Regions from separate parts of the Homo sapiens genome. Here region 2 is linked to region 1. A link is a loop called in an ENCODE intact Hi-C map of the cell type or tissue named here. Cell type or tissue: mammary epithelial cell. All regions are shown on one strand. Each heading gives the region's core, and the rest is flanking DNA. Links, peaks and the distances in the headings are about the cores only.

Evidence for each region. Hi-C counts contacts between places; a loop is a spot of excess contacts. Peaks named below come from ENCODE experiments on the same cell type or tissue, not always from the same donor. Only the 100,000 strongest peaks of a DNase experiment are listed, where the experiment ranks them.
Region 2: a loop joins it to region 1, with 4 times the contacts of the local background. A loop is called at or near these places in 2 of 110 quality-filtered maps.

What each region holds. Positions count from the first base shown.
Region 1 is chr15:98,542,861-98,554,292 of GRCh38, forward strand. No RefSeq gene overlaps it. Among named protein-coding and RNA genes, the nearest start is that of IGF1R, 100 kb to the right of the region's middle. In mammary epithelial cell, for the core only: a CTCF peak has its summit at 5,757; DNase peaks (open chromatin) are centred at 5,661 and 5,811; H3K4me3 peaks cover 1,248 bases.
Region 2 is chr15:98,609,553-98,620,984 of GRCh38, forward strand. No RefSeq gene overlaps it. Among named protein-coding and RNA genes, the nearest start is that of IGF1R, 33 kb to the right of the region's middle. In mammary epithelial cell, for the core only: no CTCF peak of the experiment used is centred there; a DNase peak (open chromatin) is centred at 5,309.

The sequences.
Region 1 (11,432 bases), core at 1,827-9,826:
AGCTATGATTGCACCACTGCACTCCAGCCTAGGTGACAGAGCCCTGTTTAAAAAAAAAAAAAAAAAAAATCCCTTCTTCAAGGAAGTCCTCCTAGGTGCACCTGGACCCTCTACCTCAGAGGACCCTGTGACATCCATTACAGCAGATACCACAATTATAGAGAGTAATGGTGTTACTGGTTACTAAATGCAGTAGGATACTGAGAGCATGGTAGGAGGGGTACACTGGCAATAATTTAAAAACAAGAATAAAACAAACCAAAAATTGATCTTCTCTTTACCATGCCATGCCCTGGCAGTTCTAAATAACATCAGTGATAAAAGTCACCTCCCCTCCTCAAATATTCTTTGGTTTAAGTTCTAAACAATTGCAGGGACTACTGTTGAGTTTGAGTGATATGCATGTAAGCTTCAAATTAACACATTCTAATTACTTATCCTTTAATAAGCATTATCATTCTACATGTAACTTAATTCAGAAAATTCCTAATTACAGCCAGTCCTCCACAGATGAACCCAAGCAATAGGGTTTGTTTGTTTGTTTTTGAGATGTTTGTTACTATAACAATGTGGAGTGGCTCAGCTAGCATTTCCCGCCCTGTGATACTATTTATGCCTGCTGCCTTTAAAGTGTAGAATCAAAGTAAACACTGATAGCACACTGATAATGGAGAAAGAAAACAGAATTTGATGTAGCTCAATTCTCTCACTCTATGTAACTGTGTGAGTTTTGATTTGTGTTTTAAAATTTGAAACAGTGAAACAGTGAGAAGTACAAGGTGTAATATTTTTGTTTGATGAATGCAAATTTTAGTCCATGCATAAAATATTTGACTAAATTTGACACTTAAGTTTATTCTTTTCTTCTAATTGTTGTTGGTTTTAAACTAAAGGACAAGGCCGGGCACAGTGGCTCACTCCTGTAATCCCAGCACTTTGGGAGGCCAAGGCAGGCGGATCATGAGGTCAGGAGATTGCGACCACCCTGGCTAACACAGTGAAACCCCATCTCTATTAAGAAATACAAAAAATTAGCCGGATGTGGTGGTGGGCGCCTGTAATCCCAGCTACTCAGGAGGCTGAGGCAGTAGAATGGTGTGAACCTGGGAGGCAAAGCTTGCAGTGAGCAGAGATAGTGCCACTGCACTCCAGCCTGGGCAACAGAGCGAGACTCTGTCTCAAAACAAAACAAAACAAAACAAAACAAAACTAAAGGACAAATTTTAAAAAATTGTTACATTAGTAATTGACTAAACTCTACCTTTTACACAATTTGGTTTTATTAAAATTCACTTACTAGTTACTGAACACTTACATAAAATAATATTACATGAGACTGTAACCAAAATATCAACGTTTAATCTTTAGTAAATATAAAACTGATTGAATAGCTGGATTGAGTTTTTTCCCTTTTTTTGCATGATAACTTATTTTTATTCATTTTATTGACAAGATTATGTAAAGATTCAATATAAGGAAATTTCCAGTGTTTGCATTTATTTTCTATTTTTGTTATTAATTTTGTTATGATTATTGCTAAAAAATAATTTAAGCATATAGAGATTATTTTCTAACACTCCCTTTATTAAACTGTAATATTCATGAAGAATATATTAATGAGCTACAAACATGCTTTACATTTCTAAATATTCTTAATGTATATCAAATACATAATAAGTACGTATATTTTGAAGAATATTCATATTCATTTAAAATATCTAAAAACTGGTTTAATGCAAGGCTTTGGTAAATTGCTAAGTTTGGTGAATTGTTTGGTGATTTAGCCATTCAGTGATTTGTTTTTTGCCCCGTGAGACAGATAGTTTTATCATTACTTCCAAGGGAAAACTGAGGTATAAGGTATGTAAACTATTTGTCCATGGTCAGAAAACCAGTAAGAAGAGCTATGATCTCAATCAAGATCTTCTGATTCTAGCCATTATACTATATTGCTTCCTCACATACCTCCCATTAAAACTAAAGTTGACCATGAAATACCATCCAGCTATAACTTCACCAGAAATGCTGCCTCGGTGAGAATGAATAGCCACATGGGACTACAGACCCCCGTCTACACACCTATGAGTCCAGCTCCCACTTCAGCCTAGTCATCAAGAATTAGAGATCACACGGAGGCAACCCATCAAATGCCCATCAAGTGTCCAAAGTGGTTCACTGGGTCCATGTTCTGAGCCAGGTTTTTGATCATGTTAGGTTCATTCCTGCCTCAGGGCCTTTGCACACACAGTTTTTGTTGTTGTTGTTGTTGTTTTGGTTGTTTTTGTTTTTGAGATGGAATCTTGCTCTGTCACCCAGGCTGGAGTGCAGTGGCATGATCTCGGCTCACTGCAACCTCTGCCTCCTGGGTTCAAGTGATTCTCCTGCCTCAGCCTCCTGAGTAGCTGGGACTACAGGAACACGCCACCATGCCTGGCTAATTTTTGTATTTTTAGTAGAGACAGGGTTTCACCTTATTGGCCAGGCTGGTCTGAAACTCCTGACCTTGTGATCTGCCCACCTGGGCGTCCCAAAGTGCTGGGATTATAGGTGTGAACCACCGCACCCGGCCTGTTTTGTTGTTTTGTTTGGGCCTGGCTTTCCCCTCTGGCTTTTGAAATAACTCTTCCTCATGTTACCTCCTCAGAGAGGCTTTCCTTGACTACAATATCTAAAGTTACTCCTCCCAACCACTAACCATTGTCCTAGTGCTTTGTATTATTTCTATGCACCATTCATCCATCTATATTTCTTTCTTTCTCTTTTCTTCTATGTTATCAGCGACTTGTATAGAATAGATTCCTAATAAGTATTTATTAAGTTATTGAAAGAATGAGGCCAGGCACAGTGGTTCATGCCTGTAATCCCAGCAATTTGGGAGGCTGAGGCAGGCAGATCTCTTGATGCCAGGAGTTGGGATATCAGCCTGGGCAACGTGGCGAAACCCTGTCTCTACCAAAAAATACACAAATTAGCTGGGTGTGATGGTGTACGCCTGTAGTCCAGCTACTAGGGAGGCTGAGGTGGGAGAATCACTTGACCTCAGGAGGCGGAGGTTGCAGTGAGCTACAGTGGTGCCACTGTACTCCAGCCTGGATGACAGAGAGAGACCCTGTCTAAAAAAAAAAGGAAGAAAAGCATGAAGAGATTAATCACAGTGCTAAGGACTCCTCTGAGGTCACATCCAGGCTCAGTGGGGCAGAGCACTGAGAAATGAGCCTGTGCTGTCATACGTAGGATGTGGGGAGGCCTGGCTCACCAGCACCTGAGAACCCTGACTTCCATATTATCCATAACGGGGGTACAGGCTAGGGCTTTCCCCCATCAGCACCCAGCAACACACTACCATCTATCCATTCACAGGTGGGAGTCTCCAGGAGGGGAAGCAGGTAAGGCACAGGCAGGGCCCTGCGCAGGTGGAGACTGGTTTTGTGTCTGGGGTTTGTTCCTTCTGGTGGGTTCCTGGTCTCGCTGCCTTCAAGAATGGAACCGCAGACCTTCACAGTGAGTGTCACAGCCCTTACAGATGGCACAGACCCAAACAGTGAGCAGCCGCAAGACTTAATGTGAAGAGCAAAAGAACAGATATCCCACAACATGCAACGGGACCCAAGCAGGTTGCCTCTGCTGGCTGGGGGGTAGCCAGCTTTTATTCCCTTATCTGTCCCCGCCCATGTCCTGCTGATTGGTCCATTTTACAGAGTGCTGATTGGTCCATTTTACAAACCTCTAGCTACAGAGCGCCTATTGGTGCATTTTTACAGAGCACTGATCGGTGCATTTTACAAACCTCTAGCTAGCTACAGAGCGCCCATTGGTGCGTTTTACAATCCTCTTGTAAGATATAAAAGTTCTCCAAGTTGCCACCCGACCCAGAAGTCCGGCTGGCTTCACCTCTCAGTTTCGTGTTCTACTCCAATACCATCTGTACACCTTCATGCGGGGATTAGGGATTTGACAGGTGAATAGGTTACTCAATAGCGTTCAGAGTTCATAAACCAAGACTCTACCTGCTTCCCACAGCCTGCGTTCATGGGAAAGAGGCAAGAAAATAAAACCAGCCTCAGCTATATCGAATCCTTTCCTTCCCCTCCCAAGTCATTAACAAAGACTGACACTGTAGTATTTATCAAAAAATCTTGTTCCCTAAGTGGTGATACAGAATAATTATCTCAGCATGCAATCAGCTCAGCGATCTTCTTCAAAGCAATTTGTGGCAAGGATATGCAGTTTTTAAATAGATTAAATTTTCAAGAGCTTGCCTCTGAAACCTGGTCAGAATGTATTTACAACTCACCTGGTGAGATGATGCGTATCTTAAGCTGGAATTCTCTTTCGTTAGGTCTTGCTTAATTGAATCAAGCAAAGTCATTTTGGGATCGTCCCAAAAGAAACCCTTTTATCTCAAGGCAAATGTGTTTTAACAAGGCCCTAAGGTGAATAAAAGCTAGGTTTCCACTCACCGGAGCTCTCTGCTCCTCCTTTCAAAAGCCTACCACTCTACTTCATTTGTTTTTCTTTTAAGTGAGGAAATTGCTTATGGAGTTAACTGTTGCCAGTGAAAGCAACAAGTTGCCTCTCCCCTCCTCTACTCTTAAGAAACACCTTGTTTCCCTCCCTCTCTTCCTTCCTTCTTTTAAAATAAATAAGTTATGCATAGCTGGAGCGTGCATGCAATGCTCAGGCGTGGTCCTGGTATAGCCAATAGCGTCATATTCAGCCCTGTTTAATTCCCACTGTCTTGGGTCTAGAATTTAGGCTTTTGAGAAATCTTTATTGAATTAATGAAAACTCAAAGACCACGATTCTGCATTCCCCCAAATCCTGAAGTGCAGTAGGAGCCCATGCAGGGCTTGGGACGGGCTTTTTGCCTCAGCAGCCAGGACAGCCTCTGCATCCGTGACCACCTCCCCGCCCCCCTCGCATTCCCCCCCATCCCCTGGTGATATCCTTCTAGCGCAGGCTCGTGCTCTGGAGGCGGGGTGGGGCCGGGATTCTGCAGCTGTAACCAACTCCCCCGCTGGGGGCATGGGGCTGGTCCCTGGGGCGCACAGAGAAGTTGTGACAGATAATTGACGTGATCGGGAGGGGCGTCCAGGCAGACCTCATGTGACTTCTAAAACCAACCCACAAATCTGAAGCGTGGCTTGCGTGGTCAGCCGCCTGCCTGGCACCCGGTGAACAGTTTCTCCCGGACTCTCTGCATCTAGCCCCAAAGAATCTAAGATTCTTTGTCTAGAAAAGTGCCCTGGTCTTCCCTGGCACCCTTCGCGGTGGGTTTCCTTGACTCCGCATAAACTCCCGTTCCAGCCCAAATCAGAGGCGGTCGCAGCAGCCGTTCCTCGTCTCCATCAGCATCCGCGTTGCCATTTCCCCGTCCTGAGCTGTTGCTCATATCAAATGTCACTCGGGGATGACTAAGAGCCGATGTTGATGAGGAGCCTTCAGCGTTACGGTAAAGGAGCTCGTGCAAACTTAGACCCCAGTCATCTGACGGTCACGTGGGCGGGCGTCGCGGCCCAGGCCCCCGCCTCCTCCGTCCTCCGCGATTCGGACATGACACGGTCCTCCGCGAAGGGCAGGCGTTACATAAACCCGGCGAGCTCACACCGTGCGGCGGGGAGCAGCGCGAACGCTCGACCCGGACACCTCCCTTCCAGGTCCCGTTCCGTAGGCGGGGCCGCTCCCGAGGCACAAGGAGGCCTGCGCGGCGCCCGAGGTGTCCGGATCCCAAAACAGGACCCCAGGAGTTTCTCACACTCAGGACTGGCCCCTAGTTGTCAATCCAGAAAAGGCATCCTCCGTCCTAGATCCAGCCTGTATTTCACGGAAAGCGTTTCCTCCCCCATCCCCAAAGCCGGCAGGGGTGGGGCGGAGAGGGGAGGCCCGGGGAGACTGACTCTATTATATAAACTTGTAATTGGCTCCGGTTCCTGCGGCTCGGGCGGCACTGCAGGACGTTTCCAACCAGATGGGTTGTGAGGCCCCGCGGCTTCCTCCTCTTCTTCCCTCCCCCTCCGCGCCCGTCCCCTGGCCAGCCAAGCCCCACCCTTCTGCCTTCCCAAGGCTACCAGAATTTCCCTGTCTTTCCAGTCCTCCCCTGCACAGGAGATGGCACCCAGAAAAGAAATGCATGATGATTTGAAAATGGTATTCCATTGTTAAACGAATGTATTCCCAGTCTGCTAGTCCTGGCTCCAGCTGACTCTTAGAATCAATCACCTCAGTAACTCAAATGTTCCAAGCTGGGAATCAGTCATCTCAGACCGGCATTCTCAAATGAGCTGGGCGTAGGGGGGTTGTCAAAACTCAGAGCGCTGAGCCCGACGCCCAGAATTATGTTCGATCGCTCTAGATTGGGCCCCAGAAATGTGTATTTCTTTCTTTCTTTTTAGAGGCAGGGTCTCCTTCTGTCGCCCAGGCTGGAGTCCAGTGGTGGAGTCATGGCTCACTGCAGCCTCCACCTCCTGGGCTCAAGCCATCCTCCTGCCTCGGCCTCCCTCATTATAGACATGAGCCACCACACCCAGCGAGGAAGGTGCATTTCTACAAGTTATCAAGTGATGCTGATGCTGTGGAATAGTATACACAGGAGCAGGGTGGTGGTTTATATAATTCTCCTTCCATTAAAAAGGTTTGCAAAACAAATTAATAGTGTGAACAGAATGTCAGGAAGACCAGCCTCCTCTCAGGGATTCTCTGGCAGTTTAGAAGTGAGAGGTGACAGCGTGCTGGCAGCCCTCACAGCCCTTGCTCGCTCTCGGCGCCTCCTCGGCCTTGGTGCCCACTCTGGCCACGCTTGAGGAGCCCTTCAGCCCGCCGCTGCACTGTGGGAGCCCCTTTCTGGGCTGGCCAAGGTCAGAGCCGGCTCCCTCAGCTTGCGGGGAGGTTTGGAGGGGGAGGCGCAGGCGGGAACCGGGGCTGCGGGAGGTGCTTGCGGGCCAGCGCGAGTTCTGGGTGGGCGTGGGCTTGGCGGGCCCGCACTCAGAGCGGCCAGCCGGCCCCACCGGCCCCAGGCAGTGAGGGGCTTAGCACATGGGCCAGCAGCTGCTGTGCTCGACTTCTCACCGGGCCTTAGCTGCCTCCCTGCAGGGCAGGGCTCGGGACCTGCAGCCCGCCATGCCTGAGACTCCACCCCGCCTGCCATGGGCTCCTGCATGGCGCGAGCCTCCCCGAAGAGTGCCACCCCCTGCTCCACAGCGCCCAGGCCCATCGACCACCCAACGGCTGAGGAGTACGGGCACACTGCACAGGACTGGCAGGCAGCTCCACCTGCGGCCTCCGTGCAGGATCCACTGGGTAAAGCCAGCTGGGCTCCTGAGTCTGGTGGGGATGGAGAACCTTTATGTCTAGCTAAGGGATTGTAAATACACCAATCAGCACTCTGTATCTAGCTCAAGGTTTGTAAACACACCAATCAGCACCCTGTGTCTAGCTCAGGGTTTGTGAATGCACCAATCAACACTGTATCTAGCTACTCTGGTGGGGACTTGGAGAACCTTTGTGTCCACACTCTGTATCTAGGTAATCTACTGGGGAGGTGGAGAACTTTTGTGTCTAGCTCGGGGATTGTAAATGCACCAATCAGCACCCTGTCAAAATGGACCAATCAGCTCTCTGTCAAAATGGACCAATCAGCTCTCTGTAAAATGGACCAATCGGCTCTCTGTAAAATGGACCAATCAGCAGCATGTGGGTGGGGCAGATAAGAGAAGAAACGCAGGCTGCGCGAGGTAGTAGTGGTAATCAGTGGGGTATGTTTCTAGGGTGTGCAAGGCTTTGGTCTTTCGCTCTTTGCAGTAAGTGTTGTTGCTGCTTTCTGTTTGGGTTCATGCTGCTTTTATGAGATGTAACACCGTGAAGGTGTGCAGCTTCATTCCTGAAGCCAGTGAGACCACAAACCCATCGGGAGAAACGAGCAACTCCAGACATGCCGCCTAAAGAGCTGTAACACTCACCGCGAAGGTCTGCAGCTTCCCTCCTGATGTAACAAGATCACGAACCCACCAGAAGGAAGAAACTCCGAACACATCCGAATATCAGAGGGGACAAACTCTGAACACGCCGCCTTTAAGAACTGTAACAACGGGAGGGTCCGTGGCTTCATTGTTGAAGTCAGACCAAGAACCCACCAATTCCGGACACAGAAGCACACATTTACAAACAACAAACATGTTCATTATAAATTGTAACATCTATACCTGTGCGTGATGAAGCAACTACAGGAAAACCTCCGATTAGTAACCAAGGTTTGCTCACTCCAGCAACTTGAAATTGAGCATTTTATAGCAGCAGGTGACTTCAGAGACTGGCCAAGCAAAAACCTCATCTAATAGGTGAGAAACAAATGATGGGGGCAGCAAGGTCGGTGGATTTGTGTGGTGAACTGGGAAGGCTGACATCCAGGCAAGCAGGTGTAACTCTGGATAGGGTCAGACCCCAGCCTCCACCTCTAGCTAGCTCTGTAACCTTCTTTTCCCCACTTCCCAATCTGTGGAATGGGATTAAAGTCCATCTTGCTGCAATGTTGTGAAAATTATATAGGATGTATAAAAACCACATAATTCAGATCAGACTTCCATATGTGTCATAGTATTGCTATTATTATTAATGGTCAAAGCCACTGTGCTCATTAGCAGGATCCCTCATTTCTCATCCAGATTGATTTTTTTTCCACTGCCCTAATGAGTAGGGAATGTTTCTTTAAAATATATATACTCATGGCACTTAGGGCTCAAGCTTCTCAAGTGAGAAGCATTTGCTCTTAATTAGTCCAAACAGATGCAGTGGGTTGAACTTTGTGGTTGTTTATGAGGCTGATGGAAGTAACAATCAGCCCAAGAACCAGGAGGATTCAAGATGCCACTTTGGAGTTTTTTGTGAAATGCATACCCTGAGTGGTGTGACTCAGTCTCTCCTGGTATTTATTTATGAGACGGAGTCTGCTCTGTTGCCTAGTCTGGAGTGCAGTGGCGCGATCTTGGCTCACCGCAACCTCCGCCTTCTGGATTCAAAGCAGTTCTTCCTGCCTCAGCCTCCCAAGTAGCTGGGATTACAGGCACCCACCACCACACCCGGCTACTTTTTGTAGTTTTAGTAGAGACAGGGTTTCCCCATGTTGGCCAGGCTGGTCTTGAACTACTGACCTCAGGTGATCCGCCCGCCTCGGCCTCTGAAAGTGCTGGGATTACAGGCATGAGCTACCGCGCCTGGCCTCTCCTGGTTTCCAAAACTGGTGTTTTCAAATGTCACAGGCCAGGGACAGATGTTGTATACGTTATTACTGCTGCCCCGAGGGCAAATACTCTGAAAACTAAAGAATCTTTGAAACTTCAGTCTAGAGTTTAATATTGCTCCCTCTGAGCTCCTAAACAGATGATATTAGTGCTGAAACTGCTTTGTCTGTATTTTCAGGAAACAGACTGTTACTCATACCTTTGCAGCCTCTCTCATTAACCCCCCTGAGAGACCTCTGCTGCTGGGAGAGTCCCAGGAGTAAAAGGGATGGGGGAGGAAGGGAAAGCAATGGAAGGATCCGGGTGGGTAAATTGGAAATACAGAACCTCCTGGTGTGGCCCTGAGCACCATCGTGGGTGCTTGAGTACGTGGGTTCGTGGCATTCACATTCCCACAAGAAATGAGATGGTAAATTGCTAATGGCTTCCCAGGGGTTTAGTTCCCTGCTGCTATGCCTTCCATGATTTCATCAGAGTTTAGGCGCATTAAAATATCACAATTTAGGCCCACATGTGCGGCATTCACTCATGTTCCTGACATTGATGCTGAAATCCTGTAAGGAAGAAAAACTTCTTTTCCTTGTAATCCGACTGCAATTGTCAGTGTCAACGGACAATTTCAAGTGGGATCCCTCTTACTCTAAGAAGCAGTGATATCTGTGGCTTAAGTTGTTGTAGTGATACACAGAACAAGTTTGGCTTGTTGCTTTTAATTCTCAGAATTTGTGTCTTTTCCACATTAATTTGTTTTCCATCTCTCCAACCTGACTAATTCAGCCTTCAGTTTTATTTCATAATTGCTCATAATATTTTTAATCCCCACCCCCCATCTTTGAGCCAAATGGTCTTTAAGATTTTGAATTTCTACTGTGATTCCCGTAACTCTTTGGATGATGAAACCCCAGGCATGGTTTTTAAATCCAATCAAGCATACTGAGATGTGCGTGTCTAATGTGTCTTCAGGTAGGTGGCATCTGTAACTAGGTAGAAATCTGTTTTAAATCAATATACTTACTAGTCTGCACATTTATTCTGGGTTTTTTCAAGTTGTTGTCATAGAGCAGTCACTTATTGTCTTTCATCTTCTTGATATTTTCCTTCTGGGTTGGTAAATTTTTAGCATGTCCTCAGGTACTGTAAGAGAAAGATTTTGATTTATCTAACCTTTTACAAATTCAAGAGCATGGCTCACGCTTCTTGAGATTGCAAGTGAGATTTTGATTGTTTCTCTGACAATTATTGATGTATGTAATATATCCAGACCTGTCGTTTACAGATCCCTTCTAGGAGGCGGAGTTGATATAAAATTGAAATAATTGCTCTCTTGGTGCCCTTTCAAAGTTGCAGTGAGATTGTTCCTCTTGGGTTAATGCTTGGGTGTTAAACACATTTCCTTATCTAGCAAACACACTGAGAACCCATTGTGCCAGCCCCAATTCCTGGTGCTGGGCATACAGAGGGAAGTCAGAGAAGGGCCTTTTTTGTGGGAATCTGGTGATGGTGCCAAAATATGGACAGACTTTATCCTTAATGGAGCATAATAAGAAGGGCCAGGGGCTATGGAAGCCAGAGGAGAGGGACAACTGAACTGCCTCTGGAAGGCCAGAATGGCTTCCGAGTGCAAGCAACACCTCGGCTGAGCATTACAGGAAAAACGGGAGTTAGGCAGACAGAATAGGCCAATCAGTTTAAATGGTGCTTGAGGCCAGGTGTGGTGGTGCACACCTGTAATCCCAGCACTTTGGGAGACTGAGGCAGGCAGATCACTTGAGGCCAGGAGTTCAAGACCAGCCTGGCCAACATGGTGAAACATTTGTCTCTTAAACACACACACACACACACACACACACACACACACACACACACACACACACATAAAAATTAGCCGGGTGTGGTGGCGCATGCCTGTAATCCTAGCTGTTCAGGAGGCTGAGGCATGAGAATCACTTGAACCTGGGAGGTGGAGGTTGCAGTGAGCCAAGATTGCACCACTGTACTCCAGCCTGGGCAACGGAGTAAGACTCTGTCTCAAAAAAAAAAAAGTGCTTGAAAACACTCTATGTAAGTTAAGATCTTGCTTGTTTACAAATAGCCAAGACCTAAATGAATAATTGCTGAAACAAGGTAGAAGCTCATTTCTTTCACATATAAAGACCAGACGTGATTTGAGGCTCTCTGTGCATCGGCAACATAAGGTCC
Region 2 (11,432 bases), core at 1,583-9,582, 66 kb after region 1:
GACCTCAGAGCAGAGGTGCTCCCCTTGGTATCACATTAGGATCCCCTGGGGAGATAAGAGATACATCTACACAAATGCCAGGTCCCACCTGGACCAGTTAAGTCAGCCACACTGGAGGTGGGGCCCAGGCACCACCAGTTTTAAAGCTCCCCAGCTGGCTCCAGCAGGCAGCCAGGCTGTGGACCAGGATTCAGGAGCACGTTGACTCCCGGTGGAGTTTTGCGGAATGAGTCATATAGGCAGGAATGCCAATTAAGTTGTGGTATGTGGGCTGTTTTTACAGTTCTGATTTTGGGAGAGCATGGTCGTTACCAGATTTGTTTTTAAGATCACAGGTGTTTCATAAAAGTCTGAGAGGACATCCACCAAAGTGTTCCCAGAGGTGATAAATAAGTTAGCGTTCGTGGTTGGGGGGTATGTATTCGTGGAGGGGGCACCCTGTGGGTGCTGGCTCTACGGCGGTTTTCAATTTGCTGTACACAGAAGTGTGCATCCAGCAGCACACGGATGATTTGTGCACTTTGCTGCAGGTGTGCTATGCTCTGTTAAAGCTTTATTTTGTTTTGTTTTTGAGACAGTGTCTCGCTCTGTCACCCAGGCTGGAGTGCAGTGGTGCGATCTCGGCTCACTGCAACCTCCGCCTCCTGGATTCAAGTGATTCTCCCACCTCAGCCTCCCAGGTAGCTGGGAAGATAGGCGCGCAAGCCACCACGGCCGGTTAATTTTTGTATTTTTAGTAGAGATGGGGTTTCACCATGTTGGCCAGGCTGGTCTTGAACTCCTGACCTAAGGTGATCTGCCCACCTTGGCCTCCCAAAGTGCTGGGATTACAGGCATGAGCCACCGCGCCCGGCCTGTTGTTAAAGCCTTAAAAGTCACACACACACACACACACACACACACACACACACACACACACACACACACATTCTGCCACAAAAAGGTTAACAGTAGTTACCCTTCAGGTGATTAGAATTCAAGCAATTTAGGCTTTTTTCCTTTGTACTTTTCAACGTTTTTTGAATATTTTTCTGTGAGCAGGTATCATTTCACAAAAATAAAGCATTTATCTAAAAGAAAGTCAATGGAAAAGAGAGGGCAAAGGAAGAGAAAGGGAGAAAGGGGAGACTTTTTTGTTTTTGAGACAGAGTTTCGCTGTTGTTGCCCAAGCTGGAGTACAATGGCGTGATCTCAGCTCACTGCAACCTTTACCTCCCGGGTTCAAGCAATTCTCCTGCCTCAGCCTCCTGGGTAGCTGAGATTATAGGCATGTGCCACACACCCGGCTAATTTTTTGTATTTTTAGTAGAAACGGGGTTTCACCATGTTAGCCAGGCTGGTCTTGAACTCCTGACCTCAGGTGATCCACCCACCTTGGCCTCCCAAAGTGCTGGGATTACAGGCGTGAGCCACCACGCTCAGCCTGGGGAGACATTTTATTGCTTATCAGGATAGTTCTGTTCTTGTCTCATAGTTCAGTAAAGCAAATAGTCATGATGTGACTGCTTCCTATTTGAGATCTGTTCCCCAGCAAGTAATCTACCTTGGTATCTTCAGCTCCCAGCATCCCAGAAATATTGGCTACCTGGGCCCTGTCTGACCTTGGGCAAGGCCTCTGTTGAAGGTTAAGCAAGAACCCGGGCGTGCTCACCCCAGACGCCTACCCAGGGGATGTCGAAAGGGGCTGGGGAACTCCAGGCACAAGCTCCAGCAAGAGAGGTCTATTATGTGTGGACAGACTAACTCCACTGGGTGTCTGCATGAATGCCCCAAAATTCCTCCAGCTAGACTAACTGAAAATTCATTTTCCCTCTTGGACTTTATGCTTCTCTCAAAATTTCTCTGCTGGATAGAGAGGGGAAGGAGCAAGTGTTAATCAGTCCACTAGTGTGATCTGAGAGCATGATAAACACCAACTATCAGCCCGTTGTAAAGTTACTCATCCCCTAAATAACTTTATTGGACTCTTATTGGTGACTGTTTTTATTGGACTGTAATTGATGAACTTTTTTTTTTTTTTTTTTTTTGAGACAGGGTCTCACTTTGTCACCCTAGGCTGGAGTGCAATGGTGCCAACACAACCAACTGCATCCTTGATTTCCTGGGCTCCAGTGATCCTCCTACCTCAACCTCTGGAGTAGCTGGGACTACAGGTGCACCACCAGACTTGGCTGATTATTATTATTATTTTGGTAGAGACAAGGTTTTTCCATGTTGCCCAGCCTGGTCTCAAACTCCTGACCTCGAGCAATCCACCTGTCTTGGCCTCCCAAAGTGCTGGGATTATAGGCATGAGCCACCGTGCCCCGCCTGTGACCCTTTTATTATTGCTTGGTCAATGGAAGAGGAAGAAAATGTTATTATCTGCCAATATATCTTGTAGATTCAAAAATAGTATTTAAGTACACTATTGACTATTGCCCTGTAAACAATGAACAGGTCTCTATTTCAAGGAGAATTGTCCACAGCTGTGTCAACAAAGGTTTCATGCTCCCTGTCCACCAGTGGGAGTGCACATGATATTTTGAAAAACAGGTGTAAAATCCCCATTGCTCAGTCTAAGAGTGGTTGTGGATTTCTCCTGCCTCCTTCAGAGCTGGAATCATATCAGGTGGAAATGGTCCTGGCTGACATCTCACCAAGCACCTACTCTGAAGGCTGTGATGAGGTGGGTGGAGGAGTGGAACCTGCAGAATGGGAATTTTCTTTTTTTTCCTTTTTTTTTTTGAGACCGAGTCTCGCTCTTGTCGCCCAGGCTGGAGTGCAGTGGCATCTTGGCTCACTGCAACCTCTGCCTCCTGGGTTCAAGCGATTCTCCTGCCTCAGCCTCCCAAGTAGTTGGGATTACAGGCATGCGCCACCATGCCCAGCTAATTTTTGTATTTTTAGTAGAAATGGGGGTTTCACCATGTTGGCCAAGCTGGTCTCGAACCCCTGACCTCCCACCTCAGCCTCCCAAAGTGCTGGGATTACAGGTGTGAACTACTGCACCTGGCCAGAATGAGAATTTTCAACTCCCCTTCCCAGCAAAACACATTCTGAGAAATGGAATTCTGTGTAGAAGCAGCTTTCTTCTGGAGCATGCCCTTGGTTCCTGGGACTGGAAGTAATCATCTCGCAGGGCTCTGTCTCCGCCCTTTTGAGTGAGTTCAGTGGGAACAATATCAAATGAAGAAAGGACCTCAGTTCAAGTGCAGGCTCTGTGTAACCTTGAGCAAGCTTGAGCCTTGAGACCTTACCTCTGAAATGGACGATAACACACGGGATGATGGTTTTCTCTCAGGGTTCTTGGGAGGCTTCCATGAACTGGGACAAGTGAAAGTACTTTGCAGCTAGTCAGCCACCATGCAGCAAGAGACAGCTTTGCTGCAACCACAACTTCATTTCCTGTTTTCACTCTATCTTCTGTTCTCCTTGGAGTCCTGGCCACCAGTTGCATGGCACTTCCCATTGAGGAGGGGCCCAGGGTGAGGATTTACTTTACCAGGCTTGGAGGATAAAGGAGAAGGTGCCAAATCGTTTGCTTATTTACATGCTTATTATTTGTGTCGTGACATTACAATGCCGGTTCCTTGAAGACTGTCTGCTGGGTCGATTGCAGTATCATGGCAGCCAGGGCAATGCCTGGACCTCTTTACCAATATATCAGTTATCAATCTTATATTAACATTATCGTTGATATTTATCATCAACTTATTATTATTATTATTTTGAGATAGAGTCTTACTCTGTTTCCCAGGCTGGAGTGCAGTGGCATGATCTCGGCTCACTGCAACCTCTTCCTCCCTCGTTCAGGCGATTCTCCTGTTTCAGCTTCCTGAGTAGCTGGGATTACAGACGCCCGCCACCACACCCAGCTAATTTTTTTCTTTTTTTTTTTTTTCAGTAGAGAAGGGGTTTCGCCATGTTGACCAGGCTGCTCTCAAACTCCTGACCTCAGGTGATTCATCTACCTCAGCCTCCCAAAGTGCTAGGATTGCAGGCATGAGCCACCATGCCCGGCCTCATCAACATGTTATTAATTATATATTATTTATTACTTCCATTATATAATATTATCAATTATATAATAATATACCATCAATATTTTAAATTATAAACTCCCCATCAAGGGGCAGCCCCTGGGAGACAATGGCATGGATGATCCCACGCAAGAAAGAACTTGATGTCAGCTCTGTTGAAAGGGTCACAGCAGGCTGGGCATGGTGGCTCACGCCTGTAATCCCAGCACTTTGGGAGGCCGAGGTGGCCAGATCACTTGAGATCAGAAGTTTGAGACCAGCCTGGCCAACAAGAGGAAACCCCATCTCTACTTAAAAAAGTACAAAAATTAGCTGGGCGTGGTGGTGGGCACCTGTAATCCCAGCTCCTTGGAAGGCTGAGGCAGGAGAACTGCTTGAACTCAGGAGGCGGAGGTTACAGTGAGCCGAGATTATGCCACTGCACTCCAGCCTGGGTGACAGAACGAGACTCCATCTCAAAAGAAAAAAAAAGAAAGGGTCACAGCACTTTTGAGAAATGCCACCGGGACATTCAGACTTCAGGCCTTAGTGCTTTACAATGCCTCAGTGATGTGCGAGCTCAAGCCTTATCAGCCACTGGGGTTGCCCTCCCCCTGGCCATCTGACTAAGCTAGAATATCATGATTTACACATGTCCTCACCAGAACCTAGAAGCTTCCATGACACCTCCAGGAGACTTTCCTTCTTGCTTAATATTTCTTTTTTATGAACTCCAGAGAAACTTTCTATTCTGCATGAAATGTTCAAAGCCTTATTAAAAGAAAAAAAAGTATACTGTTCTCAATCCCATGTTGCACAGTTGGATGCGTTTCCCCTGAAGGGGAAGCTTCTGAGGGCTGGAAGTTCCATGAGCTTCTTTAGTTGAGGCCCCACTCATAGAGAAAAGAAAGAGTTGACTAGGTGCAGTGGCTCACGCTTGTAGTCCCAACACTTTGGGTGGCCGAGGCGGGTGGATCACTTGAGGTCAGGAGTTCAAGACTAGCCTGGTGAACATGGTGAAACCCCGTCTCTACTAAAAATACAAAAATTCGGTGGGTGTGGTGGCGCTTGCCTGTAATCCCAGCTACTCGGGAGGCTGAGGCAGGAGAATTGCTTGAACCCAGGAGGCTGAGGTTACAGTGAGCCGAGGTCGTGCCACTGCACTCCAGCATGGGCAACAGAGCGAGACTCCATCTGAAAAAAAAAAAAAAAAAGAAAAAGAAACAATTATCTCAGGAAGGTCTGGGAGCCAGGTACATTGTCCAGGCATGCAACTGGGAAGGCATTTTACAGGCCTGGCATGTGGTGAGTGCCCCTCACATTTTAGTCGGATGACTAAACACAGAACATTTGATTTGTTCTTTCCAGAACCTGGAACTCAATAAGAGGCTTACAGAGAGCATCAGAAACAGAATAGGAACAATGGAGTTGAGGTTTGGCCTTGAATACGAGTAGCGGGGAGGCTACCTGCTGGAAAATCAAGGGACAGCAGACCCAGGCCAGAGGCAGAATAAAAAATATTGCTGGGCCAGGCGTGGTGGCTCATGCCTGTAATCCCAGCACTTTAGGAGGCCAAGGCAGGCGGATCACGAGGTCAGGAGATCAAGACCATCCTGGCTAACACGGTGAAACCCCGTCTCTACTAAAAATACAAAAAATTAGCCAGGTGTGGTGGTGGGCACCTGTAGTCCCAGCTAGTCAGGAGGCTGAGGCGAGGGGAATGGCGTAAACCCAGGAGGTGGAGCTTTCAGTGAGCCGAGATCGTGCCACTGCACGCCAGCCTGGGTGACAGAGCAAGACTCTGTTTCAAAAAAAAAAAAAAAAAAAGTGCTGCCAAACTAGAATCTAGGTGTCAACTAACCAGGGACTTTGTAACCTGCACTTTGTGAACTCACTCTTTTCTTTTTTTTTTTTTTTTGAGACAGAGTCTCTCTGTCACCCAGGCTGGAGTGCGGTGGCGAGATCTCAGCTCACTGCAACCTTTGCCTCCTGGGTTCAAGCAATTCTCCTGCCTCAGCCTCCCGAGTAGCTGGGACTACAGGCACCCACCACCGCACTCGGCTAATTTTTTATATTTTTTAGTAGAGACGGGATTTCACCATGTTGGTCAGGCTAGTCTTGAACTCCTGACCTCAAGTGATCCGCCCTCCTCAGCTTCCCAAAGTGCTGGAACACAATACAGGCATGAGCCATCGCACCTGGCCTGAGCCATCGCACCTGGCCTGAGCCATCGCACCTGGCCTGAGCTCACTCTTTATTTCCATCATCTGTGTCCTTTTTCTTTTCTTAATTTTTAAGACAGTCCCTTGTGAAAAAGCCTCCATCCTGTTCCAGCTCTTCCAAGGGAAGACGGGGACAGGCCTGGGCTCTGTGTCTGGAGCCAGAGAGACAAAGGAGGCAAAGAAGGGACCCTGGCTTGGGAAGGGCTGTGACCACCCAACCTGTATTTGTGCAGCTTCTCCAGACCCAGGGAACTCTGTTTTCTGTTTTATCCTTACAACTGTGATATAGTCAAGGTTGCTGGAGAGAATTTACATAGAACCCTACTGGGGTGGAGAAAACTCGAGAGGAGCCAACTAGGGCAGCCCTCCTCCTATAAATGCAGACAGCCCCTCGACCAGAACTTTCCAGAGTGGATTTTTGGGGCCAGGGTTCTCTGGGTAATGGCAGGCGTTTCTCAAAGAGAAGGTTTCAAGGTCAAAGCAGAAAAGCAGTCATTACCACAGGACATTCAGAGCTGCATCCACTCGTAGTCAGCTGAATAATAATAATGATCTCCAAAGAGATCAGGCCCTAATCTTTGGAACCACATATGGTAAAGGGGTCTTTGCGCGTGTAATTAAATTAGGGATCGAGAAGAGAGATCATCCTGGATTGTCCAGGCAGACCCTAAATTGCAAGATACGTTATGAGTGGCAGGCTGCGGAAGATTTGGCACGGATGGGAGGGGAGGAGGCAGAGATGAGCGTAATATGGCCACAAGTCAGGAAATGCTGGCAGCCACCAGAGGCTGGAGAAGGCGAAGAAGGGACTCTCCTGGCACCTGGGAGGGGGCGTGGCCCTGTGGACCCTGGCTTTTGACCTGGCCTGTGTGCTTCGGACTTCTGGCCTCCAGAACTGTGAGAGAACAAATTTCTGTTGTTTTAAGCCATCAGGTTTGTGGTCATTTGTTATAGTCCGCACAGGAAACAAATATGTTCATTTAAAACTGTAAATTGGCCGGATGTGGTGGCTCATGCCTCTAATCCCAGCACTTTGGGAGGCTGGGGTGGGCAGATCACTTGAGCCCAGGAGTTTGAGACCAGCCCAGGCAACGTGACAAAACCCCATCTCTACAAAAATACAAAAATTAGCCGGGTGTGGTGGCGTGCACCTGTAATCCCAGTTACTCAAGAGGCTGAAGCAGGAGGATTGCTTGAGCCCTGGAGGTCGAGGCTGCAGTGAGCTGTGATGGTGCCACTGCCCTCCAGCCTGGGCAACAGAACCAGACCCTGTCTCAAACAACAACAATAAAAACCTTGTAAATTTCCTGAAGGTTTGGGACTCTGTCTGATTTGTTTCCTGTTTCATCCTGAGCCCCTAAATAAGACCTGGCTTTGGTAAATGCTTAGTACATATTTATGGAATAAATGTTGGGTGTTCACGGGTCTCCAAGAGGAGGATAATAATTTGTGGTGCTTCCCAAACTTATTTACCAAAAGAACCCTTTTCCAAAAAACATCTTTTGGTTCAAGGGTTTCTCACTCTGGGAAATACTGATTTTTGTTGTTGTTGATGCTGCTGCTGAATCTTAGGAAAAATGTAGAGGGAGTTGTTTAAATGGTAGAGTCTACAGTGCTGGCTTTTTGCTTTTTTTTTTTTTTTTTTTTTCCCTAGTAACCTGGTTTTTACCCTTGGAATGCTCAGCACTTTACAGTGTCCCATTTTTCTTGGGTGATGGGACATGCTTGTGGCTGCCGATGCTCTGATTGTGAGGCAGAGTATTTATGGGAATGAATGGCTCTGATCACACATTTGTATTAACAAAAATGTGATGCTTTGAAATGTTTAAATGCCACACAGTCATTATTTATATATTGTCCATTTAAAAGGAGAGGCAGTCAGAAATGTCACGCCTGCCCAGCTTTACAGTAATAACACTATTTATTGCAGAGATACAAATTGTCACACTAGCGATATTTAGCAGTGGCATCCAGCTTCCCATCTTCAGCCTGTGCTGGCACTGTATGTTGTGTGTCAACTGCAAATGATCAATTACAGTTCTTCTGAAGGGGGCCCCCTTCTTTTCTTCTCCAAGGTGATTGGCGGTGTCTACAAGCATGAGAGAAGCCCTTACTCTCATTGCCTTTGCTAGTGTGTTTATTTAGGGTTTATAAAAGAAAAGTGCACACAGGTATTACTCAGATGTGTAAGACTCCGGAGCCAGAGGGTAGGTGGATGCAATCCTTTTTTTTATTTTTATTTTTGAGATGGAGTCTCGCTGTGTCGCCCAGGCTGGAGTGCAGTGGCGGGATCTCGGCTCACTGCAAGCTCCTCCTCCCGGGTTCACGCCGTTCTCCTGCCTCAGCCTCCCGAGTAGCTGGGACTACAGGCGCCCGCCACCACGCCCGGCTAATTTTTTGTATTTTTAGTAGAGACGGGGTTTCACCGTGTTAGCCAGGATGGTCTCCATCTCCTGACCTCGTGATCCGCCCGCCTCCACCCCACAAAGTGCTGGGATTACAGGCGTGAGCCACCGCGCCCGGCCGGTGGATGCAATTCTTTCACAGCACACGATAACACATAGCAGTGGGTCCTGCTGAGCCCTGTGCACGGGGTATGTTGAATTCACTCACAAGATGCACTCCTGAGAAGGAGGTCGAGAAACACAGGAACAAGCTGGTGAAAGTCCGGGCGAAAGGCAGGTAATAGTGGTGGCTGTGTTGAAACAATTTCCAGTCTGTTTTTTTGTTTTGTTTTGTTTTGTTTTGTTTTGTTTTGTTTTGTTTTGTTTTGTTTAATGGGGTCTGGCTCTGTCGCCCAGGCTGGAGTGCAGTGGCACCATCTCGGCTCACTGCAAACTCCGCTTCCTGAGTTCAAATAATTCTCCTTCCTCAGCCTCCCGAGTAGCTGCGATGGCAGGCGCGCTCCAACATGCCCGGCTAATTTTTCTATTTTTAGTAGAGACAGGGTTTCACCATGTTGGCCAGGCTGGTCTCCAGCTCCTGACCTCAGGTGATCCGCCCGCCTCGGCCTCCCCAAGTGCTGGGAATACAGGCCTGAGCCCCCGCGCCCGGCCTCCAGTCTGTTTAAGAAATATTTTATTTCTTCCCCCCCACCCCACCCCTCCAAGAAAAGATAACTGTATTATAAATTCTAAGAAGTTCTGGAAGAGAGGGTATTACATACCCAGGTGGCAAGAGGTTGCTGAGAAGCAGAAGTATGTGTAAATGATTAGTAATGGGAGATCAAACTTCAGAAATCAAAACATCCCTAAGAGAAGAGAGTTTTTAAAATCTAAGATCATAGGATTCAAAGGATGAAGTAAGTTCTCAAGTATGTCTCCCTTTCTAGAAGTCAAGAAGATTTAGTTCTGTTTTGTTATCAAGGTCAATTACAGTAATGGATACTATCTGTTGTTTCTCAAGATAAATTTGCATTTTCTGCAGGTTCTTTTGGAGAAGTCAGGTCACTTGGAAATAATGTTCTGGGTAGATGACTGAGCAAGAGGTTCTGTATGATAATTCTTCTCTGTTAATACCATCAAGATATCAATTTAAAAAAACAGAAATCTAGAGACTATTTAGTGAATATATTAATACTGAGAGAGAAAGAAATTAGCCCTTCTTAGGAGTTAGGTTAAAAAAAAAAGAAGAAAGGTAAACACTTTAAAAATAAGTGAAACCCTTATTCAGTACACACCATTAATAGCAAGAAAACCATTAAAGCTCCTGTCCCTTCTAAAAATAACAGCTAAAAGAATCACAATGAGAATATAGATGACCTTCATTCTCAAATACAGAGGAATGGGACAGAACAACCACTGAATCTGTTGGAGTTTTAAAACCATAAAATGTAGTGATTGCTTTAAACAGAACCATTTAGAACATTCTAGAAGCAGTAACAAAAGAGAGAGAGAGAATACTCCAGAATATTGAATTACTAAACTAAAGAATAACCTGGAAAATCAAGTGTATGATAAAGAAGGATTAACCCTTCCATAGATAACATAAAAGAAAAACCATACATCCCGGTTTTCCAACCTGGCAGCCAGGGCCCAGAGGTCAATAAATGTTAGCCACTGTTGAAACTATTCCTCCTAAGAAACAATTAAATTATGGCTCCAGCCCATAATTTAAACCATAAGCCAATAAAATTTCCAGAACTGATTAAAGAGGTTAGATTGGAAACTGAAACAGACAGTGGTGAATATATATATTTGATTTTATAGGCATTTAAAGTATTCCACATCTCATTCCAAAAAAGAATCTCAGCTCTATGGGGCAGTTACATAACAGACAAGCTATAAATAAAGAATGAGATCAATCGATATGTAAATAAATGAACTCAGCGATAATGAAATCGTCACCAGAGGCTTGGTCCCTTTGACCACTCTCAGCAACTCTCTGGGAGTATCTCAGTGTGTAGGAAAAGATACTGCAGTCGGTGGCAGAGTTAAAACTCTAAACTCCGTGCTCCTCCCAGCAAGGGCCCGCCCGTAAAGTCTGACAACCGCACAACAGCAGCCAGACAGTAATGCTCAAGTTTCCCAGTGGAGAACAGAGAATGCAATCATGTTTTCTCAGTGTTCAGTGTGAAATGAATACAAGTGACTGGCATGATTTTACCTGTTCTATTCATGTTCTTATTTAAAATGGAATCAAGATGGGTGGTTTTCTGCTTTTAAAAAGTGCTTTACTGTAGCAGTTGAGACTGTAAGCTTCCTAAAAGCAATGGAAAACTATATATAGTCTTCCTAAAAAGGACAAAAAAAAAAAAGAGAGATTCTCACAGATTATCTACCAGATTTGATCTCAGAAAATGCTGCAGATACTCCCTGACCATACACTCCCCTCCGAATAGCATTTCCAGAGCCATAGCAATGAATGATCAGCGTCAGTTACAGAAAAGTGTAAGAATTATTTAAAACTATTTTACAAGTTATGAGGAATGAAAAAGGAAAAGAGAGGGCAGGTGTAAAGTTAAACGTGCAAAATTCTAAATGTCAGATTTTTATGAGAAGTCATTATTATGTATTTAAAAAATACCAATGTTTGTTTTGTATTTCTTTTTAGAATTAAGTGAAGTAAAAGAAGCTTAAATATGACCCTTTCCCAAGTGAAGAAACAAAAAAGAAAAATGACAGAAAACAAAATAATAAAAATATGGTTAAAATGGTTTAAATACAAAATTACAAGAGCATGCCAATAGATTAAATTTCAGTATTTTCTT